2 separate regions of the Homo sapiens genome follow, and region 1 is linked to region 2. The links are chromatin loops, found by intact Hi-C in ENCODE. Cell type or tissue: ascending aorta. All regions are shown on one strand. Region 1 overlaps LTBP1 (latent transforming growth factor beta binding protein 1). Region 2 overlaps LTBP1 (latent transforming growth factor beta binding protein 1).

Region 1 (8,000 bases), 140 kb before region 2:
TACATGATTAGGTGCCAATGAAGGGAATGCCAACTAATCATAGGACCTGTGGAAAAGTTTAATTTCACTGTGTACTTCTCTCTGGATTCAGAATAGATGATCCATAAGCCTAGTTCTAGGTCCGTAATTTTGGTAGTATAAAAGAAAAGTTCCCCTGTGTCTACCAAATACAAAAAATTATTTTTGTGTGTGTGGTGGTGCGCGCCTGTAATAGGTGGGAGAATCTCTTGAACCTGGGAGGTGGAGGTTGCGCTGAGCTGAGATCCCGCCACTGCACTTCAGCCTGGGTGACAGAGCGAGACTCTGTCAAAAAATAAAAAAAGTTCCTTTGGGGCTACCTCCCTAATTCCTATATACTCCAACAGATATATTTCGAAAGCAGTTTTCAACATGCGTTTCCTGGAACCCTGGGGTCCTTCACAGGGGCCTCAAGAGCCTAAGTAGTTGTTCTCGCCAACCAGCCCACCCAGCATCTTTAATGTCAATGAATGTGTATGCTGGAGGTTAAAATTACAATACAGTTAACAAAAAAACTACCATTGTTTTTTAAAAAGTAACGGATTGGAAAGCACTGATTTTGGTTTGGCTGACCATGTACACTAGAGATTCTTCTTGGACATTTTATCATAATAACTGTGGATATACAAACTAGAAACAGTATAGCAATGAAGCTAATCTTTTTTTTTTAAATTTGGCATGTGTTATCTTTTTTCCCCTGATATTCTGTATTTTTCCAAAAATATTATATAATATGTACTTCATATGTATTTGTTCTAATCTACTTTTTAAAATGTTTTTTGAAAACTTTAGTTGAAAACAATTTATGCAATATTCTGAAATCCATATTTTTAGAATAAATATTTAAAATAAAATTCATTTTTAGAATATTGCTACATTATTCAAAAATTCATTTCTCATAACAAAATACTTGAAGGTTTTTAAACCTAGTCAATTAAATTGAGTGTAAATTTTTACAGTATTTTGGGGGTATAATTTTATTTATCTATTTGAGACAGGGTCTGGCTCTGCTGCCCAGGATGGAGTGCAGTGGTGCGATCTTGGCCCACTGCAACCTCTGCCTCCCGGGCTGAAGCCATCCTCCCACCTCAACCTCCCAAGTAGCTAGGACTACAGGTGTGTACCACCACGCTCAGCTAATTTTTGTATGTTTTGTAGAGATGGGGTTTCACCACGTTGCCCAGGCTGGTCTCAAACTCCCGAGCTCAGGCAATCCACCCACCTCGGCCTCCCAACATGCTGGGACTACAGGCGTAAGCCATGGTGCCAGCCAGAATAATATCATAAATTTAAAGTGTACACACTTAGCCTGGTATTTTTATTTGTCAAAATTTTCTTACTAAGCCATTCCTGCAGACGCATACATGGAGGTTCATTGCAGCATTGTTTATGGGTACCTACCCAAAGGGAATGAAGTCATTATATCCAAAAGATACCTGCATTTGTGTGTTTACTGTAGCACTACTCACAACAGCAAAGAGATAGAATCAACCTAAGTATCCACCAATGGAGGAATGGATAAAGACATTCCCTTTGGGTAGGTACCCAGTTAGTGGGATCGCCGGGTAGTTCTATTTTTAGTTCTTTGAGAAATCTCCATACTGTTTTCCATAAAGGCTGTACTAATTTAAATTCAAATGATGTAACTTCTTTTTTTTTTTGAGACAGAGTCTCGCTCTGTCGCCCAGGCTGGAGTGCAGTGGCGCGATCTCGGCTCACTGCAACCTCCACCTCCCAGGTTCAAGCTATTCTCCTGCCTCAGCCTCCTGAGTAGCTGAGATTACAGGCATGCGCCACCAGGCCCGGCTATTTTTTAGTAGAGACAGGGTTTCACTGTGTTAGCCAGTATGGTCTTGATCTTTCCTGACCTCATGATCCGCCCGCCTCGGCCTCCCAAAGTGCTGTGATTACAGGCATGAGCCACCGCGCACGGCCAAAAGATGGTAATTTTTAAACAGCTGCATGGAATCTGTTTTATAGATGTACATGATTTATTTAGCCATCTCTTGTGCTGGGCATTTGTTTTTCTTCCTCCCCTAACCTTTCCCTGCCCCATCTTGCCCCAGTCCTGATTTTCCTTTTATAAACAATGCTGCAATGAACCTCCACATATGCACCTGTAGGAATGCCTCAGTAAGAAAATTTCTTTATCCATGTAATACCACTAAGCCGTAACCAAGAATAAAATCGTGTGTTTTACAGCAACATGGGCGGAACTGGAGGTCACTATCCTAATTGAAATTACTCAGAAGCAGAAAGTCAAATACTGAACGTTCTCACTTATAAATGGTAGCTAAACAATGGGTACACATGGACATATGGAATGGAGTAATACACACTGGAGACTCCAAAATGTGGGAGTCTGGAAGTGGGGTAAGGGTTGAAAAATTACCTATTGGGCACAGTGTTCGCTATTGTTAAGGGTACACAAAAAACACAGACTTTATTTACCACTATGGAATACTTGCAGGTAAGAAATCTACACTTGCACCCCTAAATATATCAATATAAAAAAATTTTAAGTTCTAACTTTCATCTATTTTAAGAGATCCTAGATTGTAAAATGTATCTTGATATAACAGATGTTAAAAATTGGGAAAAATAACCCGTGGACATTGTTATATGTCATAATTATCAGATGACCCCAATCTCAGGGATGCTGAAGTGCAAAATAACAAGCAAAGTGTAGCTTAGATTGATGACATAGACTTCAGTTATAAATACTCTGTTGGATATAAATATATTAATATACAGCAATAACTAATATCAATATATAATGATAATTAATATATAAGAAAATGCTAGGATGATAAAAACCCAACTGTCAAAAGTGAGTGTCTTTAAGGAGCAGAGTTCAACTGTGATGGGGTAGGTGGAGGGGAATATAACCTCTTTGATTATTTTAATACTTTAGGAGGAATACATGTGATTTTTGGAAAAAAATTAGACAATATAAAACCACTGCATAAATAAAAAAGATTTGAGGTAGTATAGCATTGTGAGAAAATGACTCAAAAGCCTCACTGAACTCACATTAACTTAGTGATTTCACTTTTATCTCCCCGTGGCATCTGCTTCCAGGGCCCGAAACAACCAGTAAAGCTAGTAATTACCCCCTGCTCTACCTACATCCTCCCAGCCCTTGCAACAACCCAACAGGACAGATGTAGACGCCTCCGTTTTACAAATGAGCTGTACAGGGTGAAGTTATTTTCCCCTTGTCATGCAGCTGCTATGGCAGTGCTGGATTCCAGACTCAGTGCCAACTGGCCCCAGACCTGCCCTCTTTCCAATTCTGGGCTGCTATCATTGCCATCTAGTGCTTTGTGTATTTGCTCTTTATCCTTGGCTATTCATTTTCTTCTTACGGGAATTCCCAATTATTTTCTCTTTCATGCTACGTTGGTTTTAAGTTATTTCTAAGCTGCAAAGCTAATTTTCTAAAGAGCTTGAAAGAAATATTCTAATTGAATTAACTAAAAATTAATGCATTTCCTCTTTTCAAGCAATTTTTCCCCTCTCGACCATTCTGAGAATATATTCATAATAAACTCCTTTGCTTTCTACTTGCACATGATCTTTCTAGCTTTAACAAGTCAACTTTACAAAAGGATATACTGGACACTTTCGAGTGCTTTCCTTTAATGAGAAGGTGCTATGATGGTAAAAAAGGGAAATTAGCAATCAGTGCACAACTCAACGGTCACCAAACAGCCTAGCCAGGAAGCACAAAGCCAGCACCTTCCAGGCCTCCTCCAAACTGGGAGAGGGGATGAAACTGGGAGCTTAGCCTGTCTCATCTTTTCCATTTGACCAAAGGTTTAAACCCAGATAGATCTAGAACTTGAAAGGAAAGGAGATTTGTTGAAATACTTCTTCAATTACTTTCTGTACTTTTCCCTTTTTGTTGTAACCCGTTTCTTATATCTCCACATACAGAGATTGACATGAAAATTTGGACTTTGACCTAGAATGATTTTCTACCGTCTCTAATACACATTTTGGTCTAAGTAGAAACTGTTAGGAATGAGAAGAATTGTAGTAAAAAATGAACTGCCAGGAAATATAAATTCTAAGCCTATGCCACTGATTGCTAAGTTATGTTTTTTTGGGTCATTTATCATTCATTGGGGTAATGGAATGAGAGTTTCAAAAATTAACGACAGGGTCGGGAGTAGAGGTAAACCAGGAGCCAAATGTTTATGCAGTTCTGCCCTACACACACACACACACACACACACGGGATGAAAGTAAGATATCAGGAGTGAAGGCAAAGATACAGAAGAGAAATGTCAGGCTACAAAGGAGGTGAGATGAACTTGTCCCCAAAGGCCTCCTGCAGAAGGAATTGGATATGGGCTCACCTGAATCCTTCAGGGGGCAGAGGGCACACTGCATGCCCCAGGCCTCTCCATACAGACAGCAGCACTCAGTGTACGTTGTCTGCTTGCCCACAAGAGGCCGGCTACACACGTATTCATCACTCAGATGTTCCCAGCACAAATCTTGGTAGACATCAGTTTCTTCTATTTGTTCTGAAAGGGAAGACATAGTTCCATGAAAATCGCACAGTTATTCCTATTTATAAACACTGTGTTGGAAGCCAGCAAGTCTCAAAGTTTCCATCTCTATTTCTAAGAGTGACTTCCAAGTAAAAGTCTGAATCCAGTCTGGTCTTTCAATGGATCAATTCTCTGTCATCTCCAACTGGGTGTCATTCCATCAGTTGAAATTCCAGCTGCCCATCCGGTCCCGACACAATAGTTCTCTATAGCTTCCTACTTTTATATAAAATGCCCACTATCTTGCTTGTCCTTCATAAGCCATCAGGCTTCTCACTCTCCTAATCTTCACTTTTTCATTTACTCCTGTCAAACCCTACCATTTCTTTCCATGTAACAGCTATTGGATTCATGCCTTCTTATCCATTTAATCTGCCAAAGCCCTGGACTAGTGACCCTTCATCCTAGAGTCTTTAATTCCTACCTTTCAATTGACTTCATCCAAAGCAGTCTCCTGAGGCGAATGACAGATTATGCCAATTATCAGCGGCTTTTTGCCAATTATCAGTAGCATCAGGGAGGACAGGAGTTTGTCAGTGGACTTCGGGGCTCTCCACCACCCTGTTGAACTCCACCCTCTGTTCTGCTGAGCCTTATCCACATCCTCCACTCTGCTGAGTGCACCTAATTATCTTTCCCTGAATTACATTTCCCTCAGCTGCCTCTGCAGGTTAGGGATGATGAACCCTAAGCCATGGAACAACCCTGCCATCTGCTCAGCCACTCCATAGTCCATACTTAATGAGTATGTCCAGGCTATTAAATCTCCTACATACTGATGATATGCATCTTATTACTATTTCTGTAAGTATCTCATTGTATCTCATTTTAGTTATTTCAAAATACCCAAGGAATCCATTTTTCTATTTTCCAATAGTTCACATTTTAGTTAAAAGGAAAATCTTATGATAGTTATTTGGACACAGGTTTGCATCTCCTGGAAACATACCGTTTGACTCAGCCGGTCGTATACATCTTTTTTCTGACGCATCCAGGACCATGGGGTGAGTACAGAAGCAGTTGTAAGAGCCCTCTGTATTAACACACTGGCCATCAATACAACTACTGGGGTCTTGACATTCATCCATATCTTAAGAGCAAAAAAAAGTATTACTAAAGAAAATCAGCCATCAGTTGTACCTCATACACTTCCCAAACTTTACACATTGCTATATTTAGTCCAGATTCCAGGTGCTGCCAAATTTTAATTAACCACACATTATCATCCAAAAGAGAGTGGCTCTGTCTATAAAAATGTAAGCTGCTCTGACTGAAAAACAACATTGCTGCTGCTGCTGCTGACATTAAATAAGGAAAGAAAACATCCATGAACAGGATATGCTTAGAAATTTAAGATTAAATGGCTCTTTATGATAACTTTTAAAATTATTTCCTTTTGCTATGTTTTTCTGCCTAGTGTATATGGTTTTCTGCTTAAGCATTAAAGTCTGGGTCAGTATTTAAAATGGCTGTCACTTGCACGGTATGAGTGATGAAACAGGATGTTCCACAGACCAAAAGAACACTTCAGTTATACCAGTGGCCTGAATCATAATTCCACAGTGAATATTAACTCTTTGTTTGAAATACATTCAAACAGTAGTATGGAGGTGGTTTTTTCTTTTTATTTTCTTCAATTGTGCTTAAGAAAAAGATCCCTAAAACGTTTACACATCTTTTCAACACATGATTTAGATTCAAGGAAATTGTTTTTACTACATAGCATAGTTATTTTTTCCATCTGTATATTTTCACAGTACACCATACTATATCCCCCTAAAGCTTACCAAAGCACTGCAGTTTCACAGGATCATAGTACGTCCCTTGCTTACAGTAGCATTCATACCCAGGCCGAGTGTTCAAACAGAAACCATTTTTGCAGATTTCTTGTCCAAAAAGTAGGCATTCATCTGCATCTACGGGGAAAAAAATTGAGAAATACAAAAAGGAGTTAGGTTTGATCTTTCAATTAAAAAGAGTCTAACCAGATTTGGGGCTTTAAGTTAGATATTATAATATTTACATTCCAAAGAATCCTACACAAACAGCAATATAACCTTCTTAAAATAAGGCCTAATTGGCAGGCATAAAAACATAAACAGATGTAGTTTGTCTGTGATATTTGAGAAGCAATGCCCAAAACATTATAGGAGAAGTGTATTTGTAAATATGGTTTCTGAGATGCTACCTCATATTTGATGAAATGGTCTATGGTTCCATAGTGGCATCAACAAAAGGATATATACCTTTTAAGAAATGTGTTCTGTAATGTATATTCTGGCCCATTCACTAGTTGAGATGTAGAAAGTTTCCAATAAAGTTTGGTGGAACTTGAATGCAAGTCTTTCTTGAGGATAAAAGAAAGCACAAGTTGCTGAGGGGGTTAGCAGACCCATTCCCCCACAGAATTAATAGCTTTTGCTATCTCAGTTTACTCAATGATAAATTGGAGACAATAGGAACATCTACCTAATAAGAGAGGAAGGATGAAATGAGATAATCCATGGATAGGACTCGGTATATGCTCTGGCATAAGCAGATACTCAAAAGTGTTATCTATTGCTTTTACTGCTATTATTAGCATTAGTTCTAGCATTTTAGAGCTAAGGTCATCTAGTCCTCATTTTACAACCTGAAGACTCCATAGATGACTTGCTTAAAGTTAACACAGATGGAAAATGGCAAAGTCAAGCCTAGAACATATGGCTGGTTGGATCTGAATCCAATCTTCTTCCAACCATTTACAGCACTGCTAAAATAGGAAGACAAGGAATTTATTTTGATATAAAAGAGAAGATGAATTTATGGTGAAATCAAAGCTCTGTACCTTAATATGAAGTGAGATTTAACTACATCCCTGCAAAAACATAGTAATGTATATTTGTGAATTTGGAAACCATTCAACACATATTATAAACCAAATCTTCTCATTATTTAATTGGACCAAATCATAGATGTATTTAAAAGAACACAAATGGAATTTCTTATCCAGCTACTGAATTATACCATATTATTCAAACACTAGTTTTCCAAAAATGGACAATAAAAATGATTTTACAGTGTGTTTCCCAGCTACTTAGCAGTCCTCAGTATTAAACTATAAAGGAAAAAAAATCACTTTGTATATAAAAGGTAATATCTCTATCATGAAAATGTCAAAAGTGAGTGGTTAATGAGGAAATATTCATACATGTGGATATTCACCAAAATTAAAAGGCCGCACATTTATTTTAGAATTATATAACCGTAGCATCAAATACATAAAACATGTCTACTTTGGTTGTCTTCTCTTCCATTTCTCATTATGAACTTGTGCACACTGGTAAAAGGCCCCACAACAGTAGGATAAAGTCTAAAAATACAAGAACCTTAGCTTTGTTGATGACCATAAAGACAAACAGTGGTCAAATTTATATGATC
Region 2 (8,000 bases):
ATCCATTTTCTTTCAAATATCCAAGAGGTTGCCATAATGGCCTTTCAGTGTTCCATCGACAAAGATGCTCTCCTTGATCAAACTCTAGTCAGGCTCCTCTGAACCCTCTTCTCAACTAGCTCTGACTTCATGTATGCTTCTGTATTTGTCTCTGCATTGTCCAGTTTTAGCTAATATCCTCTTAAGTTAGTTTAGCCAGAATCCCCCATGCTGGATATCTGATTGGGTTCCTCATCTTCCACCAACCCCTAGGTAATGTCTGGTCACCCTGATCTGCCTTCAGCAAGAATACCCTCCTAGGATGGTTGAGCCAGAATCCCCCCTTACCCCTCATGTGTCCTCTTAGTAATTTTTCATCCACTGATATCACACTCTCACCCTCACTCCTTGGTGATACACTTTTACTTTTCCTTATTTTCAGAGTTGAGCCCAATCTCTCTCCCCTACCCCAAAACTCCACTGCAGTAGTTCTTATACCTGTTACAACAGTTACCTGAATAAAATCTGTCTTACTGTTCTTTAACAAATGTTATAAACAATATTTTTCTTTAACATTATGTTAAAAGCAGAACAAATCCAGTAAGTGTTTTCCCAGCACGTATCACAAAGCCCATAATTAATTGCATGCAAATGGTTCGATTAATTATAAGAGCTTTGCCTTAAGATTCTCAATCATTTCACCTCATTCTACATGTCTGTTTTAATCCAGCACTATGCTACAAGACACATTCTTTTCTCCAGCCAGGCAGGCTTTCTTGGGGGTCTCACCTGCACTTTCTAGTGCTCATTTATCTAGGGTTCTCAAAGCATTCAAAGACCAATCTGCCTTTACCTGCTCACAGTACTGCAGTTCACACTCAGTATTTTTTTGGTAATCATTAAGAAGAGGTCTGAAATGCAAGCTACAGTCCAGACAAGCGCTTTGTAGCCAAAAAGTCCTTATGCAGAATATTGATCAAGACTGTGGAGTCTCATTTAATAACAGATATGCCCCCTGAAAACAGGTACATTATCTCTTCTTTTGTCCAAACAAAATGTGATTTCAGATGCACTCCGAGGAACTTTTTATCTAAAAGGAGCCTAGGCTGAAAGTTTTGGTAATGAGTATTCTTGTGCCTCAATGTATCGGTTTCATAAATTTATTTTATTAAAGCAGAACGAGTATAATAAAACGATGCTGAAAGAAAGTTATGTGGCTAGCTCTTTCCTATTTCCTTTAACGGGCTCATAGGGAGCCAGCTAAAATTCAGCTAGTTCGAAGAGTAAATAAAGCACATTGCATCCTGCTCATTCAAAGTGATTTCATTACACTAAATTCTAAGGGCAGGAACAATGTCTTACCCATCATTCATCACACATACTTTCAGTCTATAGCTAGGAGTGCCCCAGCGATTAATGTTTGTGGAATACTGAGTCATTTAAAAAGTCTTCGAGATGATCTATGAAAAACGAATATACATACACTGAATTATAAAAGTGTAGATGTCTTTTAATTACATTCAGCACGTACTGAGGTACTGTGGTATTGCCCACAGTACGTGCCAAAAATGTAGCAAATAATACTAAGTTGATTTTATCCTTGTAAACTGAAACTGGTAAGTGACTTTGGTATGTCAAAAGAGATACTTGCTTTTAATAAAATCACTCAACAGACTGATTCCCCAAGTACTTTCAGAACCAAATTCTATTTTTGAAACTTAGATTTACATCTAACTTTTTAAGAACCCACTTATGGCAAAATATGGACAAAAGAGGGTACTCAGTATTTCCACTCAGGGAAGGACTGAGTATTAAAGAAAAGCAGCATGGACGTAGGAGCTCTTAGTATTATTTCATTTAATTCTAGTTCTACATCAGACCTTTATAGCATAATAATCAAATGACAAATGCTGCTCTAGATCCATCAGAGCATATAACTATATTGTTTGTTATGATAAATGAAGCAAATTATAACAATTCCATAATGCTGAGAGTAGCAAGGCTGTTTTGGAGCTCCATGTGTGTATATGTAATAAATCATCCCTTTGAAAAGATAATTGCAGCACCACTAGAGAGGAGGAAAAAAAACAACTTTGAGGGCAATTATTTGAAAGCTCCTCAAATTAACATGTATACAGTTGGTTCTTTGTTACTGAGTGCACATTAGTAAAAGTTGTTTCAGGACATTAGTTCACTTAGTTGAAGGAAATAATGTAATTCTAGTTATTAACCACTTTAATTTTAAAAGTGCTTTGTAAACTGAGAAGACATTAGACTGTAAGAACAATGTGGAAGGCACAAGCAATTAGATGCTAAATGGGCTCCTTTTGAAAACCTTTAGGAAAACAAAATCAAAAAGCTTCAAGGTTCTAGGAAAACTGAATGTACATATGTAATGTGAGCAAGTTCGATTTCATTTTACTGACCATCAATATCACAAAGGGAGTGAAATTAAGCCCTTCTCTCAATAGTAATTTCAATAGATTTACTGAATGAAATCATATTATGAGTCAAATGCCTTTGTAATGTAATTTAGCAGTGCCTCCTTGAGGACCCATGAAATAGAATTTTGTGTGTTACTTCACTTTAGAATCATTGCCAAAAAGTATAACACTGCTTTACAAATATCCTCCAGAGACCTAAGCCAGGATTTGGTGTTACCAGTAGACCATCAGCGAATTGACTAAGGCAGAACCATCTAATATGCTCAGTATGAACAAAGTTTGCTAAGGGTCAGTCAGCCGTACCGACAGAGGAAAATGCAAAAAAACTCATGCAATTACTTGAATAAGTCTCCATTCTAACATACAAAATAGATAGCAAGTGATTACTTGCAAATTTGCACTTCTATCACTTCTAAAGTGGTATTTTTATTAATATAAATTATTCAAAACATTAATCAGCCAGTAAAAGAAATGTATTGTACAACTTTCTCTCCCTCCGTCTCTCCTTCCTTCCTCCCTTCCTTCTTTCTTTTTAGAGACAGGGTCTCACTTTGTTGCCCAGGCTTCAGTGCAGTGGCACGATCATAGCTCACTGCAGCCTCGAACTCCCGGACTCAAGCAACCCTTCTGCCTCAGCTTCTCAGTAGCTGGGATTACAGGCATGCACCACCACACCCAGCAAATTTTTATTTTATTTTTTTTGTAGAGACAGGGTCTTGCTTTGTTGCCCAGGCTGGTTTTAAACTCCTAGCCTCAAGCAATCCTTCTGCCTCAGCCTCCCAAAGTGCTGGGAATACAGGCATGAGCCATTACATCTGGCTGATAACCATCACTTTTTAATGAAATAAAACAAAATTAATATTAATTGCTTTGACTTCTATTAGCTCTCACAACAGATGGCATAACTTCTAATTAGCTAGTATCTGCATTAGTGATATTTTACAAAATATAAACAAATATATAATTGGTAAAGGTGGCCATAGGTGGTATGAGAGTATAACCCTGGTTAGGGCCGGGTACAGTGGCTCACACCCGTAATCCCAGCACTTTCAGAGGCTGAGGTGGGTGAATCAGAAGGTTGGGAGATCAAAACCATCCTGGCAAACATGGTGAAACCCTGTCTCTACTAAAAATACAAAAAATTAGCCGGGTGTGGTGGCGTGTGCTTGTAGTCCCAGCTACTTGGGAGGCCGAGGCAGGGGAATCGCTTGAACCCAGGAGGCGGAGATTGCAGTGAGCCGAGATTGCACCACTGCACTCCAGCCTGGCGACAGAGTAAGACTCCATCTCAAAAAAAAAAAAAAAAAAAAAGGGTATAACCCTGGTTGGGCTTATTAACTATCTTTGTGACCCTGGGAAAGTTATTTACTTTCTCTGTGTCTCAATGTCTAATTGAGAATAATAATGCCCAAATCTCATAGGATTGTTTTGAAGATTAAACCAAGTACATAGCATATGGACTAACCCATAGTAAATGATCAATAAAGGTTAGTTCCCTTTCCCTAAAGCAGAACAAGACGGTTGATAGCATAAGTTCTGGCCTCATTCTACCTTGGTTTAATTCCTGCATGTAGCACTTATTAGCAATATGCTGCACAAATGACTTAGCCTCTCTAGGTCTCAATTTCTCCTGTAAAATGGGGTATAATAGTGCCTACTTTAAATAGAAAACTTAAAGGCTAATGGAGATAACTGATATAAAGTGCTTATTAAACAAAGCATCTGGCACACAGTAAATTTAGTTATTAAAATCAAATTAATTCATTATTTATTTCCCTCTTTATAAGTTTATGACTTCTGGGCTTACAAACATAGTTTATCATGAATCACTACAAATATGTTGGTTTTATTTGTAAGTCATTGGTACTGGACCAAATAAAATAAAGCTATAATAAGAGCTTCTTGGCCGGGCGTGGTGGCTCATGCCTGTAATCCCAGCACTTTGGGAGGCCGAGGCGGGCGGATCACGAGGTCAGGAGATCAAGACATTCCTGGCCAACACAGTGAAACCCCGTCTCTACTGAAAATATAAAAAAAGTAGCCAGGCATGGTGGTGCGCGCCTATAGTCCCAGCTACTCAGGAGGCTGAGGCAGGAGAATTGCTTGAATCTGGGAGGCAGAGGCTGCAGTGAGCCAAGATTATGCCACTGCACTCCAGCCTGGCGACAGAGCGAGACTCTGTCAAAAAAAAAAAAAAAAAAAAAAAAAAGAGCTTCTTATCTCATCAATAACAAATGAACCCTTTCTTCATCCACATCAAATCTATTTTTTAAAAATTGGGCCTCTGGGTTCACAAAAGTGAGTAAGACTGGGTCCTTGATGTCTGAGAAATCAGCCTGTCAGGAAAAGAAAGAGGTGAACAACAACATATAATGTGAATAAATAATTCCAACACAGAGTAAGAGGAAATCCTACTACTGTCTGGGAGACTGTCATGGTGGTTTTCACTAAGGGTGTGGCATGGGGCATAAGTAGGGGATTGATTTTCAGGCCAAAAAGAGGAGCTACTTGGAGGCAAGATTTCTATATTTTCTGTTTAGAGGTACTATGTTAACTCTAAATAGGCTATGAAAACTTAAACTGTCAAATTCCTGATTGCTCTAGGAATTATAATACAAACGGTCTATCAGTTACTACATACATTATAATTCCTAGAGTAATCCCTTTAAAATAATACAAAAAGGCCAGGCACAGTGGCTCACACCTGTGATCCCAGCACTTCTGGAGGTGGAGACGGGTGATTTGCTTGAGGCCAGGAATTCGAGACCAGCCTGGCCAACATGGTGAAACCCCATCTCTACTAAAAACACAAAAATTAGTCAGGTGTGTTGGTGCTACTCAGCTACTCAGGAGGCTGAAGCAGGAGAATCACCTGAACCCAGGAAGCGGAGGTTGCAGTGAGCTGAGATCATGCCACTGCACTCCAGTCTGGGCAACAAACAAGACTCCGTCTCAAAAAAAAGACAAAAAAAAAAGGTAAAATGATGCAAAAACATATTGGTAAAAAGCCAATAGATAAAATGGAATTCTAAGAAAAGGGAAAGAAAAGAACAAAAAAATTCCTGATCAGACAAAGATGTTTAGATAGACCTAAATCTAACCACATCAATAATTATGAGGTAGGAGATCAGCAGGACTTATTTTCTGAGCACTAATCATGACCCTGCTAATCAAAATAGGCTGTAGCAGAAAAAATGGCCAGAACCAACTGAGGGCCATGAAGGCAACCTCTAGTCACCCTCACTGCTCATTAGCATAAAGACACTCCTACCAGCACTATGACAGTTCACAAATGCCACGACAGTGACCCAGAAGTTATCTTACGTGGTTCCAAGAACTCCCCACTTATTTTCTAGAAAATTCGAAATAACCTGCCCCTTAATTAGCATATTATTAAGAGTGAGTATTAAATATAGCTAGCCAGCAATTTACAGGGACTGCTGCTCCGGATGGCTACTGTTGCTGTACGCTGCTGCTACTATGCTGGGCCACCCCACCTCTGGGATAGCCCTGATCTGCCTATGGAGCAGCCATTCTGCTGTACCTGCTACTCTAATAAACTTGCTTTCTTTCACTGCTGGCTCAGCCTTGAATTCTTTCCTGAGCAGAGCCAAAAACCCTCTCAGGCTAGGCCCCAACTTTGGGGTATGCCAGGATCAATTACTTTAGATTATACTGCAATAAACACCCCTATTAAGAGGCAGAGATATCAGAATGTAGAAAAGAAGCAAGACTCAACTACATGTTGTCTATAAGACACCCATTGTAAAGGTAAAAAAACACAGACTGAAATTTGCCAGAGGTGAAAGAAAAAAATCCATTCCATAATCGTAGCAGGCAATTTTAACACCTCTCTCAACAACTGATAGAACAAGAAAAATTTCACAAGTATTTGCATATTAAGCAATATATTTCTAAATAATCCATGGGTCAATAACAAAATCAGAATAATTTTTAAAAATTGAACTTATTATTGCAGCACCAGTCATAATAGCCAAGATATGGAATCAACCTAGGTGTCCAAAAATACATGAATGGATACAGAAAATGTGGTGTATATACAAAACAGAATACTAATCAGTCATAAAAATGAATGAAATCCTGTCATTTGTGTAACATGGATGGAGTTGGAGGACATTATGTTAAGTGAAATCAGCCAGGAACAGAAAGTTAAACACCACATACTCTCACTCATAAGTGGAAGCAAAAAAAAGTTGATCTCACTGAAGTAAAAAGTAGAACAGAAGATAACTAGAGGCTGGGAAGGGTAGAGGGGAGGTAAAGTTAAAGATAGATTTGTTAAAAGATACAAAATGACAGCTGATATCATTTGGCTGTATCCCCACCCAAATCTCATCTTGAATTCCCACATGTCGTGGGAGGGACCTGGTAGGAGGTAATGAATCATGGGGACAAGTCTTTCCCTTGCTGTTCTTGTGGTAGTGAGTAAGTTTCACAAGATCTGATGGTTTTAAATATAGGTGTTCCCCTGCACAAGTTCTCTTTTGCCTGCTGCCATCCATGTAAGATGTGACTTGATCCTCCTTGGCTTCCACCATGATTGTGAGGCTTCCCCAGCCATGTGGAACTGTAAGTCCAGTTAAATCTCTTTCTTTTGTAAAATGCCCAGTCTCGGGTATGTCTTTTTCAGCAGTGTGAAAACGGACTAATACAACAGTTAAATAGGAAGAATAAGTTCTAGTGTTTTGTAGTTATATAGTTTCAAATAGGTAGAAGGAAGATACACTGAATGTTCCAATTATAAATGTTCAAGATGATAGATTTGCTAAATACCTTGATCTGATCACTATACATTTTAAGTATCAAAACATCACTACATACCCCATAAATATGTACAATTATTATATGCTGATAAAAAATAAAAGGAAATTTTTTTAAAACTTGAACTTAAAGATAAGAAAATGACACAAAATTAAGGGACACAGTTAAAGTCAGAATCTAGACTGATAGAAATTTACAGCCTTTTATTTACATTTCAGAAAAAGAAGAAAGGCTGACATCAATGACCTAAGTATGCATCTAAAGAAATTAGAAATAGTAGCAATTGAACAAAAAGGTAGAGGAAAAGAAAACAAAGATCAGAAATTAGTGAAATAGACAAATGTTTTCAACAAAACAAATAACTGATTCTTTGGGGGAAAAATTGGTAACATTGATAAACCACTGGCAAGCCTAATTCAAGAAAAACAAATATAGCACAGGTAGCAATATAACTAAAAGGGATGGGGGTTGCTATATAAATTAAAAAGAAAAGAGGATATTAGGAAAACATTTCATATTAATACATTTGACATTTTGGATAAAATGACACTTTCTAAGGTAATACAGATTATTAAAACTGACACAAAGTAGTAATGGGAAATCTGAATAATAGTATAGCTATTAATTTGCTCCATAACCGAAACACTTTCTAAAAGAAAACTTCAGGACCAAATGTCTTCTCCTGTGAATTACGCTAAATACGTAAGGAAGAAATAACACCATAAAACTATCTAAGAGAGAGTAAGCCTTCTGTCTTCAAATATCTATGAATGGTAAAAAATGGCAAACAAATAA

Evidence for each region. Hi-C counts contacts between places; a loop is a spot of excess contacts. Peaks named below come from ENCODE experiments on the same cell type or tissue, not always from the same donor. Only the 100,000 strongest peaks of a DNase experiment are listed, where the experiment ranks them.
Region 1: a loop joins it to region 2, with 2.7 times the contacts of the local background. A loop is called at or near these places in 6 of 110 quality-filtered maps.

Annotation. Positions count from the first base shown.
Region 1 is chr2:33,361,886-33,369,885 of GRCh38, reverse strand. It overlaps LTBP1 (latent transforming growth factor beta binding protein 1), which reads right to left. Exons shown (of 34, transcript NM_206943.4): 29 at 6,368-6,496; 30 at 5,530-5,670; 31 at 4,383-4,553. Among named protein-coding and RNA genes, the nearest start is that of MIR4430, 53 kb to the left of the region's middle. In ascending aorta, no CTCF peak of the experiment used is centred here; DNase peaks (open chromatin) are centred at 3,245 and 4,456; H3K27ac peaks cover 6,308 bases.
Region 2 is chr2:33,224,432-33,232,431 of GRCh38, reverse strand. All of the region lies in intron 9 of LTBP1 (latent transforming growth factor beta binding protein 1), which reads right to left. Among named protein-coding and RNA genes, the nearest start is that of MIR4430, 190 kb to the left of the region's middle. In ascending aorta, no CTCF peak of the experiment used is centred here; a DNase peak (open chromatin) is centred at 4,361; H3K4me3 peaks cover 1,315 bases; H3K27ac peaks cover 8,000 bases.